2 separate regions of the Mus musculus genome follow, and region 1 is linked to region 2. A link is a loop called in an ENCODE intact Hi-C map of the cell type or tissue named here. Cell type or tissue: heart. All regions are shown on one strand.

Region 1 (8,000 bases), 56 kb after region 2:
GAGCGTGGCCTCTGTATTTGTCAGGCACTGGCAGAGCCTCTCGGGAGACAGCTATATCAGGCTCCTGTCAGCATGCACTGCTTGGCATCCATAATAGTACCTGAGTTTGGTGACTGTATATGGGATGGATCCCCAGGTGGGGCAGTCTCTGGATGGCCTTTCTTTCAGTCTCTGCTCCACACTTTGTCTCTGCTTTTCCTCCCGTGAATATTTTGTTCCCCCTTCTAAGAAGGACCAAATCATCCACGCCTTGGTCTTCTTTCTTTTTGAGCTTCATGTGGTCTATGAATTGTATCTTTAGTATTCCAAGCTTCTAGGCTAATATCCACTTATCAGTGAGTGCATACCATGTGTATTCCTTTATGATTGGGATGATATTTTCTAGTTCCATCCATTTGCCTAAGAATTTCATGAAGTCATTGTTTTTAATGGCTGAGTAGTACTCCACTGTGTAAATATACCACACTTTCTGTATCCATTCCTCTGTTGAGGAACATCTGGGTTCTTTCTGGCTTCTGGCTATTATAAATAAGGTTGCTATGAACATAGTTGAGCATGTGTCCTAGTTATATGTTGGAATGTTATATGTTGGAGCATCTTCTGGGTAGATGCCCAGGAGTGGCATAGCTGGGTCCTCAGGTAGTACTATATCCAATTTTCTGAGGAACCACCAGACTGATTTCCAGAGTGGTTGTACCAGCTTGCAACCCCACCAGCAATGGAGGAGTGTTCCTCTTTCTCCACATCCTCACCAGCATCTGCTGTCCCCTGAATTTTTGATCTTAGCCATTCTGACTGTGTGAGGTGGATCCTTTTCATTCTTACAGAACGATCTTGGTCTAGACAAACTGCTGAATTTACTGTGTTCTGCAATAAGCATCTTTTCACTCATGAGAAACCATACTTATTTCACACCACACACACACACACACACACACACACACATATATATATACATATATATAAATTAAGGACTAAAGATATGGCTAAGTGATTCAGAACACTTGCTGCTCTTGCATAGGATCTTAGTTTGGTTCCCGATGGGCCAACTCTCAATCACCTGTAACTCTAGCTTTAGTGAATCCAATCCTGTCTCCGGGAATACCAGCATGCACATGTCTACACACACAATTTTTAAAACTGAACATTAAGAGCAATTCTGGGAGCAAAGGATGAGGTTCAGTAGTAGAAGAGTAGCTGACTAGCATGCATGAGGCAGGACTAGAGGGAAAACCCACAAAACTAAATACCATTCTTCAGAGATAGAGGAACAATACATTGTATTTTTTTAAACTGTTAAAAAACAAAAGGCTTTCTGATGTGTGTGTGTGTGTGTGTGTGTGTGTGTGTGTGTGTGTGTGTGATGCATGCACAGGTGTATATAAGTGTGCAGTGGAGAAGCCAGAGGAGGATGTAAGGTATCCTGAGCTATCTCCCTCATTTACTTGAGAGTCTCTCACTGAAGTCAACAACAAGCCTCGCTTTCCAGCTCCCCCTTCTCTGCGCACTCTGGTTATAGAAGACAACTAACTTACTTCCACAATGACCTCTACACATTTAAGTGCACACTAAATGCATGTAAAAACAAATATCTTTATTTTGGACAGGTTTTCTCTGTATAACAGCCCTGGCTATCCTGGAACTCAATTTGTAGACTGAGCTGGCCTCTAACTCAGAGACCTGCATGCCCCTGCTTCCAGAGTGCTGGGATTAAAGGTGTGTGCCACCATGTCTGCAAGACTTAGAAACTCTTTAAAAATTATTTCTTGTTCAGAATTTCTTTTCTTTGTTGCACAATCACCAGTAAAGTATGAATGTGTATGTTTGAGTGTGCATGGGGGGGGGCAGTAGAAAGAGAAATACACTCATTTATTTATCTTTACCATCTCAAAGGATTCTTAGGACCCAATTCTAACACTTAAACACAGAGCAGGATAAAATGGAGAAAAGAGGTCTTATGTAACAAAATAAGGTTGCTGAACTGAAAGAAATCATCATGAAAGCTAAAGACCAGGAAAAATTTCATCATAAGGAATTGTTACCAATAGACTTGGAACGTGATTTCCAGAGAAGAAACTGACTCACCCAGAAAACTTCTTATAAAGTTAAGGAAAGGCCAAATCTTAATCCTTTAGATTTTACTTACTTCCAACATCAAGACCACAGAAAGATAAACAAAGGAAAACTCTAAGATCTAATACTGTGATTAAGTGCACAGGCTTTTGGCGTCTGGGTATGATTTTCTTTGGCTCTTTTTCCCCTGTTTGTTTGGCCCTATTCTAGTTTTGTTTTTTGTTTTTTTTTTAGATGTCTAATAAGAAGAAGGAAAGGGCATGGGTAGGTAGGGAAGCAGGGAGGACCTGGGGTGGGAAGCTGTAATTAGATTGTGTTTAGGAAGAAAAAGCACAAGATGGTTTCCTAGAGCTGATCTAGGTTGGTGGTAATCACATTTATGGCCAACAGCACTGTTAGAATGTTATCCTGTAGACTTATTCCATACTGCTCATTCTTTTTAAATGATTTATTTATATTTTATATGCGTTGGTGTTTTCCCTGTATGCATGTCTTTGTGAGGGTGCTGGGTCCCCTGGAACTGGACTTACAGACAGTGGTGAGCTGCCACGTGGTTGCAGGGAATCAAACCTGAGACCTCTACAAGAGCAGTCAGTGCTCTTACCACTGAGCCAGCTCTCCATCACCATCATACTTATTCTTTATTGTTATTTTTTCACTAATGACTATTACTGGAATACTTCATCTATGCTTAGAAGTAGCCCACTCTAAACCAAAGGAAAACTTCATCTGGGGACTTTCATTCAGCAAATAGCACCTGTTCTCTACTTAAATTCTACTTGCATAGGGGAAAAAGTCATTTCCGAAACCTTTCACATCGTTTGTGAAAGAGAAAAGCCAAGCATTATCCTGTATCCTGGGCTAAAGCCGAGAAAGGTTAAAGAAACTGTCCAGGCTCACACACTTAGAAACAACAAGAATAATTTTCACAGCTAAAATCTCTCAATACGGCTGAATGACAGGCACTTATAGTTAATGACACGTTTTCAGAGTACAATAGCCACCCATAGAGAAAAATGACAATAAAATAATTAATAACAAGTCACCAGGAGCCGGCACTCAGAGGCTGAGTCTTACCTGCATATGAGTAGGATAGGAGCTACCGGGAGCGCTTGCAGAAGGTGCCGCTGGGGCAGCAGCTGGAGCTGGGGCTGCAGCTGGGGCTGCCTGTGGGGCAGCTGCCGCCGCCAAATCCAATGTATAATTTTTAAAGGCCTCAATATCCTGAGGCCTGAAGAAAAAGAATACATAAATATAGAATTTATAAAGCAAATCCAATCCCTAACCTCCCAGCGAGTCCTCACATGTCTTTAACTTCCAATCTGAGTTGAAATGCTTTAAAAGCAACAAATGTTCACAAATTACAAAGATTTTTTTTTCTTTTTGTTTTTACTCACTTTTCAACTGTGATACAGATGATGGACCCAACTGGAACATCTCTGGTCCCTTCAGGAACAAGGATCTTGGCCATATAGCACTCCTCCAGGCTCTCAAACCCAACAGTGGCTTTATCAGTTTCAACCTGTTAGCACAAAAGCACTGGCTTAGGTTTGTACTGCCAAGAGGCAGTTAACTGGAATGTGTCTAGAAATCCATACGAAGATAAAACCCACTACCACAGACTTGAAAGAACGGTTTAAAAACATTTTGGGTAGAAGCTAGGCATTGCTAACATTGTAACATTGGGGGTGGGGGGGGATATCTCTGAGCATTGCAGGCCAGCCAGAGTTACACCGTGATCTCAAAAACAATTTAGCTAGCTGCTGACAACGTAGCTAACCAATCATCTCTAATAAATGGGGAGGTGGGAGGGGAGCTGCTTCTTAAAGAGAAAGAGGAAACTACCTACCAGAAGGCTAAGCTTTAGTCTATTCAGCAAAGCCACTCCCTTAGGTAAAATCTGCGTGTTTTAAGACTTACCTCTGCAATTAGATCACCCTCACTGATTTTTTCCCCTTCTTTTTTTTCCCAGCGGGCTATGGTGCCTGCCTGCATTGTAGGGGAAAGGGAAGGTAATGGAACCTGCAGAAAAAGAAGCATACATTTAAACAGGCATACTTAGCCCTCGGCGTGCTTTCATTCCACCCAAGTTCATGCAGAGTATTTACTGAGTCACATTTCAAACTGTTCACTGGAGATACAAAGGGAGATCTAGCACTCCAGAAATTCATGACTTTCAGAGGCAGGTTGATCCTCCAGTCAGTCTAGTGGATCTGAGAAAGCACGTGAGACTTCTCAGACCTTTTGCCCATAGCCGCAGGCTTAGACCTCTTTCAATAGAAAAGATGCCCACTGGGAAGGTCTTGGGCGAGGGACCGTAATAGATCTGGGAGGGAGCTGGCTGTCGGAGGCCTCTCAAGGAGGATTCCCCACGCCAAGGAGCGGGCTCTGAAGGACAACAGGCTCCAGGGTGGGTCACTCACCTTCTGATGCGGAGGGAGGCTGTAAGAGCGGCGGCTGGGCGACCCCAGGAGTTGTCGCAGCAAGCGGTTACGCGGGACAGTGCCGGAGCCGGAGCTCCAGCCGCACAAGGAGCGGACCCCATAGCGGGGGATCCCACTACCGCAACGGACCGCAGCGGGGCCAATCCGCGGGCTCCCGCATGGGGCCCCGGGGCCTTCCTTCAAGGCCGCCCACCGAGCCCTGAACCCATCCCTGGGCACAGCACTCCGCGCCCTCCGCGCACAGACGCGCCACATTACTGCCACCGACCCCCACGCCCCAAAGGCTCCGCCGTCTCCGGAGTGACCTCTCCAAGAGCAGCGCGGCTCTGCCGTCAGCCGCGCACTGCGGTCGCGCAGTGTCGTAAAAGCGGCTGCTTGGACGGGCGACCGGAACGTAGGGTTTCCGTGCCCCTCTGCGGGGGGGACGCGTCGGAGACACCCGAGAGGGACGGGAGGCTGCCGCTTAGGATCTGCGGTGACGAAGGCGCTGCGAGGCAGTGCGGGGGCGGTGCACGTTTGGGAGAAACGGGAAAGGCCCTAGGAGAGGTGTCGCAGAGGATGGGAAGTACGGACCAGGGCCGCTCTAAGGGACCCGAGAGTCGGACCGGCTGCAGCCTGAGGGCAGGGAGGCGGTGCCAAAGGGAACGACCGCCTTTGCTTTAAGAAAAAGCTGGGGAAAAGAGCCCGGGCTGACAGTAATGCAAAGCTTTAGGTCGATGGGTGCGGGCGCACCTTGGAAAGTTGGAGAAAGGAAAGGCCCTCGAGTGACGGGGGATCAGGGGGTGACCCTTGGCTGCAGAGCCCGCCCCGTGCAGGCTGTCCTAGGTCCCTAACCCACCGGAAACGGGAGCAGCAGGGTTTTCAGCCAAATGATGTGAAGGGCAGCCAAGAGAAAGGTACATTTTCACATTTCCAGTTAGTCACAGAAGACTAATTATATTTCCTCTATAAAGATACTTGTTTGTAAAAAGCAGTTTTATTACCCCCAGATTTCCACCGTATCCTCTTAAATAGCGAAAATATTTTAACACACACACATTCCTTTAATTATAGCATTACGGAGACAGAGGCAGGTGGAACCCTAGATTCCAGGACAGCCTGGTTTAATGCTGTTCATTGCCAGGCCAGCTTGGGCTACATACTGAGATTCTTTTTTTTTTTTTTTTTAAAGAAAGGTTTAAGATACAACTTTGCGAAAGTCGTTGTCGTGCTGTCCCGCAGTTCTGTGAATTCAATAGGAAAACAACAACAGAAACCTTTCTTAAACTATGGAGTAACAATGTGGGGTCAAAAGAAAAAAAATGGCAACAGTGAAAAGCTGCCGAACCCAGCCGCGCCAACCTAGGTTGTTTCTCACTACTGCTGCCTACACTGAATCCTACCGCGTCGCTGCAGCTGTGGCTGTGAGGACACCCGTGCCCTTTGTACTGCCATGCCCTCGGTGTCACACGAGGCCAGCCAACACTGCCTGAAACACCTTGGCACAGATTCCCCGTGTATGGTGTGATTCGCACTGGTTTTACTGTACAAAGTGTTCTGCTCTCACGTGAGCATAATGATTTAATTGCAGAAAGACATTTCCCACAGTTATCCCTTCTATATAAACATTATAGTAGTATAATCTTTAGGTTGAATTGTTATGAGTATTTGGATTTTAAAATTGCCGTGGCTGATTTGAATTTCATAGAAAATCAATCAGTGAATTTTGGTTTGAGATTAGGACTAAATTTTCCAGTAAATGTCTCCCTAGATTTTCCTATTCTATGTATATATATAATATATATATATATATATATATATATATATATATATATATATATATATTAAATTATGACATTATTTTCTGTGTATATGCTAACCAACTCCATCTCTCCAGACCAACACTGAGCTATCTTGCCAGCTCATATGGTACATATTTATCTGAAGCAGCATCCTCAATATTGACAACTATAAATCAACTCTATGTATTGTAGTAACTATTTAAGCGATTTTTTTTTAGACTGACAGCACAGTTCACACGGGTATCTCATTTATAGGACTAAACTATGTGTCCATCCTAAAAGAATGTCTATTGAAAATGGGTATAGACACAATGTAATTTTTTTTCAGTCACAAATAATGGGGTTTGTCATTCACAAAATGGATGCAACTTAATTAAGCAAATTAACTCGGTCTCAGATAAATATTGTATATTTTCCCTCATTTTCTATCCTAGTGTCACTGAGCAGCATCAACACTTGGTGACGTCACCTTTGTATGCTGTGCAGTCACGAACAGACCTTCTGATGCGGTACACACATCAGATTAAAAAAAAAACAAAACTTACTAATGTGTGAGGCAGATGAAGATCTTATGTGCTGTTTCTCCTTGTCTTCTGAATTAGTATAGCAGTAATCCTGCTGAGTGCTTGACTTTCAGTTATTGAGTAATGATTTATGTGCAACATTTATGCAATATGTATCCATTGGATGGGTTATGTAATTAGCCTTATCATTCCTGAACTGAAAGTGACATTAAATTAGGAGGAAGCGTGCTCTGAATGTCTACCAATTCCTCAGTGTACAGATGGTCAGAGAATACCAAGAACACAAGAAGAAATTGGGAGGACAAAAAGTTACAACTGATAGCCAGTATGGTGTACATGACTGTTGTTCTGTTGTTCAAGCACCAGATGGCCACTTTGGGGCTAGCCTGGGCTACCTACATGTACTCTATCTTAAAAAAAAAAAAATCTTAAAATTCTTAGCCCTTGAAAGGCAGAGGCAGATGGATCTCTGTTGAGTTCCAGGCCAGCTAGGTCTACATGGTAAGACCCTGTCTCAAACATAAAGCTGGAAATACATATTCAGAAACCAAATGAAAGAAAACACTCGGAGCTAAAAGTTGAAATATATCAAGCATTGAAATTGGTAACATTAAGTGATAAATGAGGCTGCTTGAATTTGGGAGAGACAGACAGAGCCTTTAAATTGATTTGTGAATTCCTTATTTATTTCTGGGCTGGGGTGATAGTCTATGCCTGTGATTCCAGCTACTGCAGAGGCTGAAGGAAAGTGATTAATTATCTGAATATATCTGTTTAGATAACATGGTGAGATGCTGTCTCAAAAAAATAACTATCTATTTCTGGCTGGGATCCTCGGTGGCTTGGTGGCAGAAATCATGATTAGCATGTGCAGAGTTCAGAATTCAGTTTTAAACACTGCTGAGCTAACTAGGGTTCGATTTTGCATTTGAAGACTAATGTTACAGTTTATACTCATAGGTTCTGATGTGTTTATACATTCACATATGATGTCAAAAGAGTTGAAAATCAACTAATCCTTTTTTACAGTAATCCATCTTGATCTATCTTGTGCTTACATTAGAAATACCTACAGTAAATTATCTCTAGCAATAAAACAATCCTTATCTCCACCCTCCTGATAATGAGCAAACATGCTACCAGGGAGATCACTTGAGGAAATTTACCTTCACTAAATG
Region 2 (8,000 bases):
TTTTTTACTTCAGTGGCAAGAGGTATCTTATGAATGTAATTTAGCAATCCCTGATGTGACCCCTTTAAAATAATAATACTATTATTATTTTAGGGGGGAAATGTGATATGTTTTAAAAACAGTTCAACCAGAGTGAAAGGAGCAAAGGCCTACGGCTACTTTTTAAGGTTACAGTCCTTCTGTCTCTTTACAACCCAGTGCCACACAAATGAAACATGAAGACGGCTCTTCCACAAGCCAAACCAGCACAGGCTCTAAGCCTCATTTCTAAGAGGCTATGAACTTCTGCACAAACCTCACAAAACGATGGAGGCCCTACCCAGAACAGGCACATACAGAAAATCTATACATACTACTTCAGTGGACTTTCTTCAGCCCCATGCACTCCAGAACAAGTCTGATAAATCTAGCAAAGGAATCCAGAAACAAAAACTGGTCAAAAACAGAAAGGGTTTAATAGGCAGAAAAGCCCTCCAGCTAGACTCACTCATCAGTTAAGTGGCTGCCTTAAGAACCACAGAGGACTGAAAGCAGAAGATAAAAAATAAAAATGAAGACTCTTTACAAATCTCAGCAGCCAGGCATGAAGGCCGGTAATCACGGCACCAAGAGGCTGAGGCAGGAGGACTGCAGTCTGGAATACATGGTGAGTTCTGGGACAGCTACAGTAAGACCCTATCTCAAAAAAATTAACAAAATGACAATTCAAAACCATGATTTCAGGAAGATCACTGCAAGTTTGAGGCTACCCTGGACTACAAAGCAATTTTCAGACCAGTCAAGACAAAAAAAAAATTTCTCCCTCCAGACTTTAATAAAAATACAGTTAGCTCATTAGTCATGTTTAGAATGTCTACTGTGAATAGCCACACAGTATTTACCTACAAAATCCCATATGGTTTTAATCAACCTAAAAACAAAAACAAAAAAACCCTCAGCTATAAATCCAGGATTCAGTCACAAAATTAGATGTTCTGCACAATTCACTCCTTTCCACTGGCTAAACAAACAGCAGTACCTAAGCCGCACTGAACAGACTTCTACAGAGTTGTTTTCTTGACAATAATGTAACACATTTTGAAGAGTTGGGCCAGAAGGTTCTCTGTGAATATAAATGGTATTTCTCGACTCTGTTTGCACTCTGTGTGCAAAGGTTTGTAAACTGGGTCTTTATTTAGCTAGCAGACAATGAGCGTCCTCCTGAGAAGACATCAAGACCCCCCAAGTATATTATTAGCTCAGGTAAAGATAGCCAAAGCCCCAAGACAGTAGCAGTGCACAACTTCTTTAACTCCCTTCCAGGGAATCCAACACCCTCTTCTGGACCCTGTGCATCAGAAATGCAAGTGCACAGATAGACATGCAGGCAAAACACCAACACGCTTAGAATAATAAATAGAACTCCTGACAAAGCTGAGGCAGAGAGGACATACAGTGGTGGCTTGGTGACAGGTGAATGTGCTGGGTACCACACCGTCCTTGGGTAGGCTGGTCCTGGAGAAATGCTGACACATAAGCGGGTCTGACCACCCGGCTTCGGAGTAGGAGAGCTGAGGGAAGAAAGACAGGGCTCGTAAGTGCTTCCTAACGGGACCATGAGCAGGCATGACAATGAATACATTTTTACTTTAAAGGATGTATTTTAATATGCACGAGTGTCTTACCGACATGTAATATCTGCGTACCATGTGCATGCCTGGTATCTGCAACATCCTTCTTTATAACTAGAGTTATATCTGCCCTAGACCTGGAGTTATAGTTATAGCCACTATGTGTGTTCTGGGAAGAGAACCCAGGTTCTCTGGAAAAGCAATAAGTGCTCTTAACCTAAGAGCCATCTTTCCATCCCAAACTTTATTTAAAAAAAAAAAAAAAAATCTGTACTGGGGACGTAGCTCAGTTGCTTGCCAAGCATTCATGGGGTTTATTTCCAACACTGACCACATACACGCAGGCACTGGAGAGGCAGGAGCAGAAACTCAAGGTCAGCCTCACCTACCTATGGGGTCTGAGATCAGCATGGGGTCACATGAGACCCTGTCTCAAAAATAAGCAAGGAAAATCTGCAGACTCCTACATAGAAGCTACATAACTAAAAGGCCTCACTTTCTCTACTTAAAACCTGGCGGTTCTTACGTTTACTCGCCGAGTTATCGCATTCTAACTGCATGAAGTCTGTGCTTGGCAACACAGCAAGAAACATAAGGACAAAAAAGTCTTTGCCCTCAAGATACACAATTTAGTTCAGAAAATTAACCTAGTGTCCTCTTTCTTTTCAAGACCAAATTTCATCTGCACCCTTGGAGCCTTCCTTCCTGTTTCCCTTTGGATCTTGCCTCTTGGTGAAGACAGACTGATGTTCACCCAGCCACATCAGAGATTAGCCATGGGATGATAAGCAGCTAATTTAAATAGCTGTAGAAAAGTGTTCTAGTTTGCTTTCTGTTACTATGTAAATACCATGACCAAAATCAACTTAGGGGAACAAAGTGTTTACTTCAGCTTCCGATTCTAGCTCACTGTCCAGCGTTGAGGGAAACCAGGGCAAGCAATCAAGTAGAAACTGAAGTGGAAACCACAGGGGAGCGGTGCTTACTGGCCTGCTCCATGGCTCACGCTCACTAGCCTTATTATTCAGCCCGGGCACAACTGTCTACAATAGATAGTGCTACCCACAGGGGCCTGGGCCCTTCCACATCAGTCAAGAAACTCACTCACAGACATGGCCAAGGGCTAATCCACTGGAAGCGATTCTTCAGTTAAGTTCCCTCTTTCCAACTGACTAAGTTGCATCAAGTAGGCAAAAACTAGCCAACACAGTCAACAACTGCATTTACTTCCTAACACTGCTAAAAACTAGACAAAGTAAACAAAGGTTTAATGAGCTCCCAGAATGCTAACTGCATACATACACAAATAGATAATTTAATATTTTCTCTCCTGTCTTTATTTATTTATTTATTTATTTTGAAGGCATGCATGGTAGAGTTGGAGGGGTGGAAGGTGGTTATAGGGTTTCACTGTTTGCTCTGGCTGGCCTGGAACTCTCTATGCAGACCAGGCTAGCTTCTAACTCAGAGAGTTGCCTTGCTCTTTGTCCCTTGCCCCATGACCTTGAACCTTTTGACCCTCCCATTTCCAGCACCAAGCACTAGAATCACCAGCCTGTGAAAGCAGGCCTGAGCTCGTTCTAGTCTTGCTTCTGTTAAGTGTGGCCTAAGCCATCTGCCACTTCCCAACTGTTCAGCTGTGGAACTGTTTTTCATACACCTCATGTCTGTTCCAACTAGTCATGATCGAATAACTCCACGCAGCTAATTCAAGTAATAACCAATAGCCAGCCAGGTAGTTCCCTCTATAAATCACCAAATCCTACTGACACAGCTCCTTAACACTTCCTGAGACTGCCTTCTTCTCCCTTTCCCTTCCAAGCTCAGGACTTCACCTGCCTGGCTGCCGCAGCGTGCTTATCTCATCTATCTCATCTCCATGACTTGGGTCGGAACCTCCTCTATCTCCACCAAGGTCATCCATCTACTACACTGTTACTAACCTAAGTCTAGGCTGAGGCTGAGGCTTGTATAGTCTGGCAACAGGGCACACGCTCAGCAAGCATGAGATGCTGGGCTCAAAAGGGAAAGATTGTGAGGGCAGGTGGTGCACCCCAGCTACTCTGGAGGCTGAGACAGGACAAGTTCCAGGGCAGCCTAAGCAACAACAGTAACAGCAAAAATAAACCAAGATTGTAAACCTATCAAACCTTTCGATCTTACTCCCAACCTGGGCAACAGAGAGACTGTATTTTCAAAAGAGAATAAAGTAAGTCCTGTGGCTTAGTTCCATTTTGCCTTTCTAGATTACACTTTGACTTTCACAGATATTACTGTATTTGTTCCATTTTATCGCACCCTGTGCATCTTTATAGCCCCTCACTTTGGTTTTTGCTGCTCTCGGTTACTATAGGATGTAATTCCCTGCAGAGCCAAGGCAGGTTAGTCCTTTCAAAGCAAGTACCCCAAACGTTCTCTGCACTCAATAATGTCTACATAACACAACAGGTTTTGCTTTACTTTGCCTGTAGCCCCCACACAAGAAGTTCTTCGAGGGTTGAAACTGTTTAATTCGTGTTTATATACTAGCCTCTTAGGCGCCTGGTATAGGTAAAATGCCTGGTTAAAATGATTATCGAAGCCCTGAGTGAGGGTGCACGGTTTTTATGGCAGCCCTCGGGAGCAGTCACGGGGCTCCCGGCAAGCTCTAGGTTAGTCTTGTCTACATGGCTAGATCGAGGAAGACAGCACTACACAGCAAGCCACTCAGAACAAATTATCAAACGGACTCCTTCCATCCACACTCAAATAGGAGTTTGTTTTCATATTAGCCCGGGGTCACAACCACAGTGCAGAAGCGGAAAGTACGAGCTGGGGACACCAGCCAGCACGTAAACACTTGGGCCTTTAGGCTATAGCGGTCAACGTTGCGTCCGCATAGGTGGTGCCTCGAGGGCACAAGAGCAAGTTCCCTCCTCTCAAGACGTCCCACCACCCAGCGGGCGAGCTCTAACTCCTTCCTCTCCCCTGCTTCAGCCTGCAGCAAGAACCTTTGATGGCCAAGACACCTCACCTCGAGCTCCTTGGCCACTGCAGAGAACGCCCAGCTTTAAGAGAACCGCCATGTCGCTTTCGAGGGCTCAAGGTCACTCTACAACCCGGAAACAGTTATGTAGTAAGTCCCGCCCCGCGTAAAAGAACGGTGAGGCAACCTGAAGCGTGAACCGGAAGGCAGGAGACGGTGCGCTGCCACCGCGCGTGCGCACCCCAGCGAAGCGCCTGACTCCGACAATGGCCGAGCTTGGTGAAGCGGACGAAGCGGAGTTACAACGCCTGGTGGCCGCCGAACAGCAGAAGGCGCAATTCACTGCGCAGGTACGAGGATGAGGAAGGAACAGGGGAAGGAGGGTGAGGCGCAGATCCCGGGCACTCACGGAGCTCTGGACACTGCGGCACAGCGGCCCCACTCGATCCGGGCTGCGCCTCCCGCCCCAGTGATCTACAGTGCTCAGTGCCCGGGAGGCAAGCGCTGCGTGGGAGGAAAGGGTTCGAAAACAGCGGAAAGGTTTGGGCCACAGGAGCATGCGGTTATTAGCTGGTCGCTGGTCGGGAATGGCACTCGGAATCTCTGGGTTCCGACCTTGGAGCACAGGTGCCTGGAGACAAGACACCCGTCCTCACCATGAGATCTGGGTTCGTTGTTGCCCGCTGCCTCTGCATTGGATAATGTGATGATGTATTTGTAAATGGTGATCATTATTAGAGAAAGATGAGCCCTGCAGCTATCAGTGTTGACTCATTTGGTGTGGGACAGCGTATTTCCTACTAGGGTTTTAACCGTTCAATCAAGATAACCTTGGAAGTACTGATAGCTATCAAGAACCGACAGGTTAATGTCCTGACTTCCTCTGATTTAATAGTACTGCTAGTTGCTTTGAGAATTGTGAAAGTATGAATCGTTGGTTTGAAGACAGGGTTTCTCTGTTAGCCTGGCTGTCTTGCAACTCCCTCTGTAGACCAGGCTGGCCTTAACTCTGAGATCCACCTGCCTCTGACTCCCAAGTGCTGGGATTAAAGACCTGCCCCATCATCTCTCTGCAAAAGAATGAGTTCTAATGAGAATTTACTGATCTGGGGCTGTTACTGGTGACAAAGTAAAGAAAGAGTAGTCCTGAAGTGATCCTACAATATGCTATTAAATATCACAGAATGATGAACTAAGATATCTCATACCCTAATGACTAAAAAAGGTTTTTCTCTGCCCTTAGGTGCATCACTTCATGGAACTATGTTGGGATAAGTGTGTGGAGAAGCCAGGAAGTCGGCTAGACTCCCGCACTGAAAACTGCCTCTCTAGCTGTGTGGATCGCTTCATTGACACTACTCTTGCCATCACCGGTCGGTTTGCCCAGATCGTACAGAAAGGAGGGCAGTAGGCCATACCTTAGAATGACAGAAGACCAAAAGACTTGTTACCAAGCAGATTGAATGGCCAGTGGTGAAAGACCTGCCAACCTGTCAGGTTAGCGTCAGGCAGTTACAAAGTCTGTTGGTGTTAAAAAGTAACAGAGCAAATGTTCAAAAGTGAAATTTTATTTATGGGAATTCAGTAATTCCAACTTGTATCACACCAGTTAATAAATGTGAAGTCTCCAATTCTTGTTCTTCTAAATCCCAATTTAGGATTCAACATAATCATCTCTCAGGAACACTAATACATGTTCCAGAGCTGATCGTGGAAATGGGAGAGACAGGTTTTCAAAAGTAGTCCTAAACCACTGTTAAGGGGATTAGAGGAACCATCAAAGCCTTAGCCTAAGGCATGGATTAGAACAGAAACAATTTTATTGCTTATGTGACCAAGAAAAGATAGAACAGTGCGGGGTGGTGGGGCAGGGGTGTTAAATCAGGCAAAATGTGCTTTCCCTGGAGAAAAGATATGTCTGTTGTATGGGAGGAAGGTAAGGTCAAAACTCAAACTTGGAAGTGCCTTATTCTGCAGGACAATCTTCCCGAGTCTGTGCTTAGAATCAGTACATTTGTAGCACAAAACTGCATTAAGAATGCATGCCCAAAACTACTTCCAACAAAGATATCACTTGCTTCTAGAAGGTTATGAGGTAGTAACTAGACTCTCCCTCCACTAGACCCAAGGAAAAGAATATATCATGGAATATTGGCATTTGAGTACTAAAATCATTAGTGTTTCAGTACCCCAAAAGGCTCATGGAATATTGGCATTTGAGTACTAAAATCATTAGTGTTTCAGTACCCCAAAAGGCGGCACCTGCTCATAATCAAGGGATAGGGCACATCTGGCCAACCATATATTTTAAGAACAAGCATTTTATTAGAAATATGTTCCATAAAGAGCACAAATTTAGTTATTACTATAAAATGCCACTTCATGGGATGTCAGCATTATCATATTCTATTGCTGGTGTATGTCATGCTAACCATGAAGTATCTTTGTATTACACATGCAAAGAGTAAGGCCAGGGAGGTTAACCTGCTCTAGAACTCAATCAATTAGTGGCAGAACCATGGCCCACAGTCTTGAGTTTTCATGCATTCGCTCAGTACCAAAGTGACAACCTCAAAAACAAAAACCCTGATAAATGTCACTTTATCTTTCCTCTTAATGAAAAGCCAACTGTTCTACCAGCCACTTTCCAGTGGTATTTTGGTTTCTTTTAATATCAGGATCACAGTATATAGCAGGGGGAAATAATATGTTCTTGATAATCAAAACACAAAGTCAGACTGGGAAGTGGGTATGTCCCTGAGAAGTGTGTTTCATTTTGGAATTGATTCAACTGGTTTCAGGGAAAATCTAAAATCCATTAATAGAATTAGAAATGAACAAGGAAAACAACAGGACTGGGGGTATGGCTCAATGGTAGAGCACTTGCCTAGTATATGCAAGGCCTTCGGTTCAATCCCCAACTCAGCAAAAATAATAATAATAATAATAATAATAATAAAATTTTTTTAAAAAACAGACATTTAGATGGCTGATGCCCTGAATCTCTTTGAAAGCATCATGGCAACATAACTACTTCCTAATTCTTTCCATTTGATAGATAGGACAACCAAACAATTTCAAATACAAGCCCATTTAGGCAGTATACAGCAATGGAACTAGAAAAACATTTACTATCCAGTTACTGTTATGTTTGGGTTATGCTAAATGTAGCTGTAGACCCTGGCCAGCAGGGAGATTAGGCTGAAAACCCTAGGTTCCTTAGCAGTCATCTGTAGAGATTACCATGAAGGGAAAAGGTTTGTTCTTTTAACTATTTCCTCGCTCAGTAAACTGGATGCCTATAGGGCCCAACTGCAGAAGAACCAAAGCACCAAAGCTGAAGGCAGCATGCCTCCTGTATGAATAGCACGGTCTCCTTGTCAAACCATTCTATTTAGCACTACTTCAGTCTTCCTCCTCCATCC

What was found. Peaks named below come from ENCODE experiments on the same cell type or tissue, not always from the same donor. Only the 100,000 strongest peaks of a DNase experiment are listed, where the experiment ranks them.
Region 1: a loop joins it to region 2, with 2.9 times the contacts of the local background. A loop is called at or near these places in 8 of 42 quality-filtered maps.

Annotation. Positions count from the first base shown.
Region 1 is chr9:50,654,695-50,662,694 of GRCm38, forward strand. Dlat (dihydrolipoamide S-acetyltransferase (E2 component of pyruvate dehydrogenase complex)) reads right to left here and starts at 5,086. Exons shown (of 14, transcript NM_145614.4): 1 at 4,497-5,086; 2 at 3,994-4,095; 3 at 3,471-3,595; 4 at 3,151-3,304. The coding sequence starts at 4,772. In heart, no CTCF peak of the experiment used is centred here; DNase peaks (open chromatin) are centred at 4,927 and 5,917; H3K4me3 peaks cover 3,100 bases; H3K27ac peaks cover 2,279 bases.
Region 2 is chr9:50,599,115-50,607,114 of GRCm38, forward strand. It overlaps Sdhd (succinate dehydrogenase complex, subunit D, integral membrane protein), which reads right to left and starts at 4,735. Exons shown (of 4, transcript NM_025848.3): 1 at 4,624-4,735; 2 at 1,434-1,550. The coding sequence starts at 4,675. Timm8b (translocase of inner mitochondrial membrane 8B) reads left to right here and starts at 4,787. Exons shown (of 2, transcript NM_013897.2): 1 at 4,787-4,925; 2 at 5,819-6,206. The coding sequence starts at 4,842. The coding sequence ends at 5,986. It overlaps Nkapd1 (NKAP domain containing 1), which reads right to left. Exons shown (of 6, transcript NM_212449.2): 6 at 6,126-8,000. In heart, a CTCF peak has its summit at 4,898 (motif pointing right); a DNase peak (open chromatin) is centred at 4,697; H3K4me3 peaks cover 3,930 bases; H3K27ac peaks cover 2,471 bases.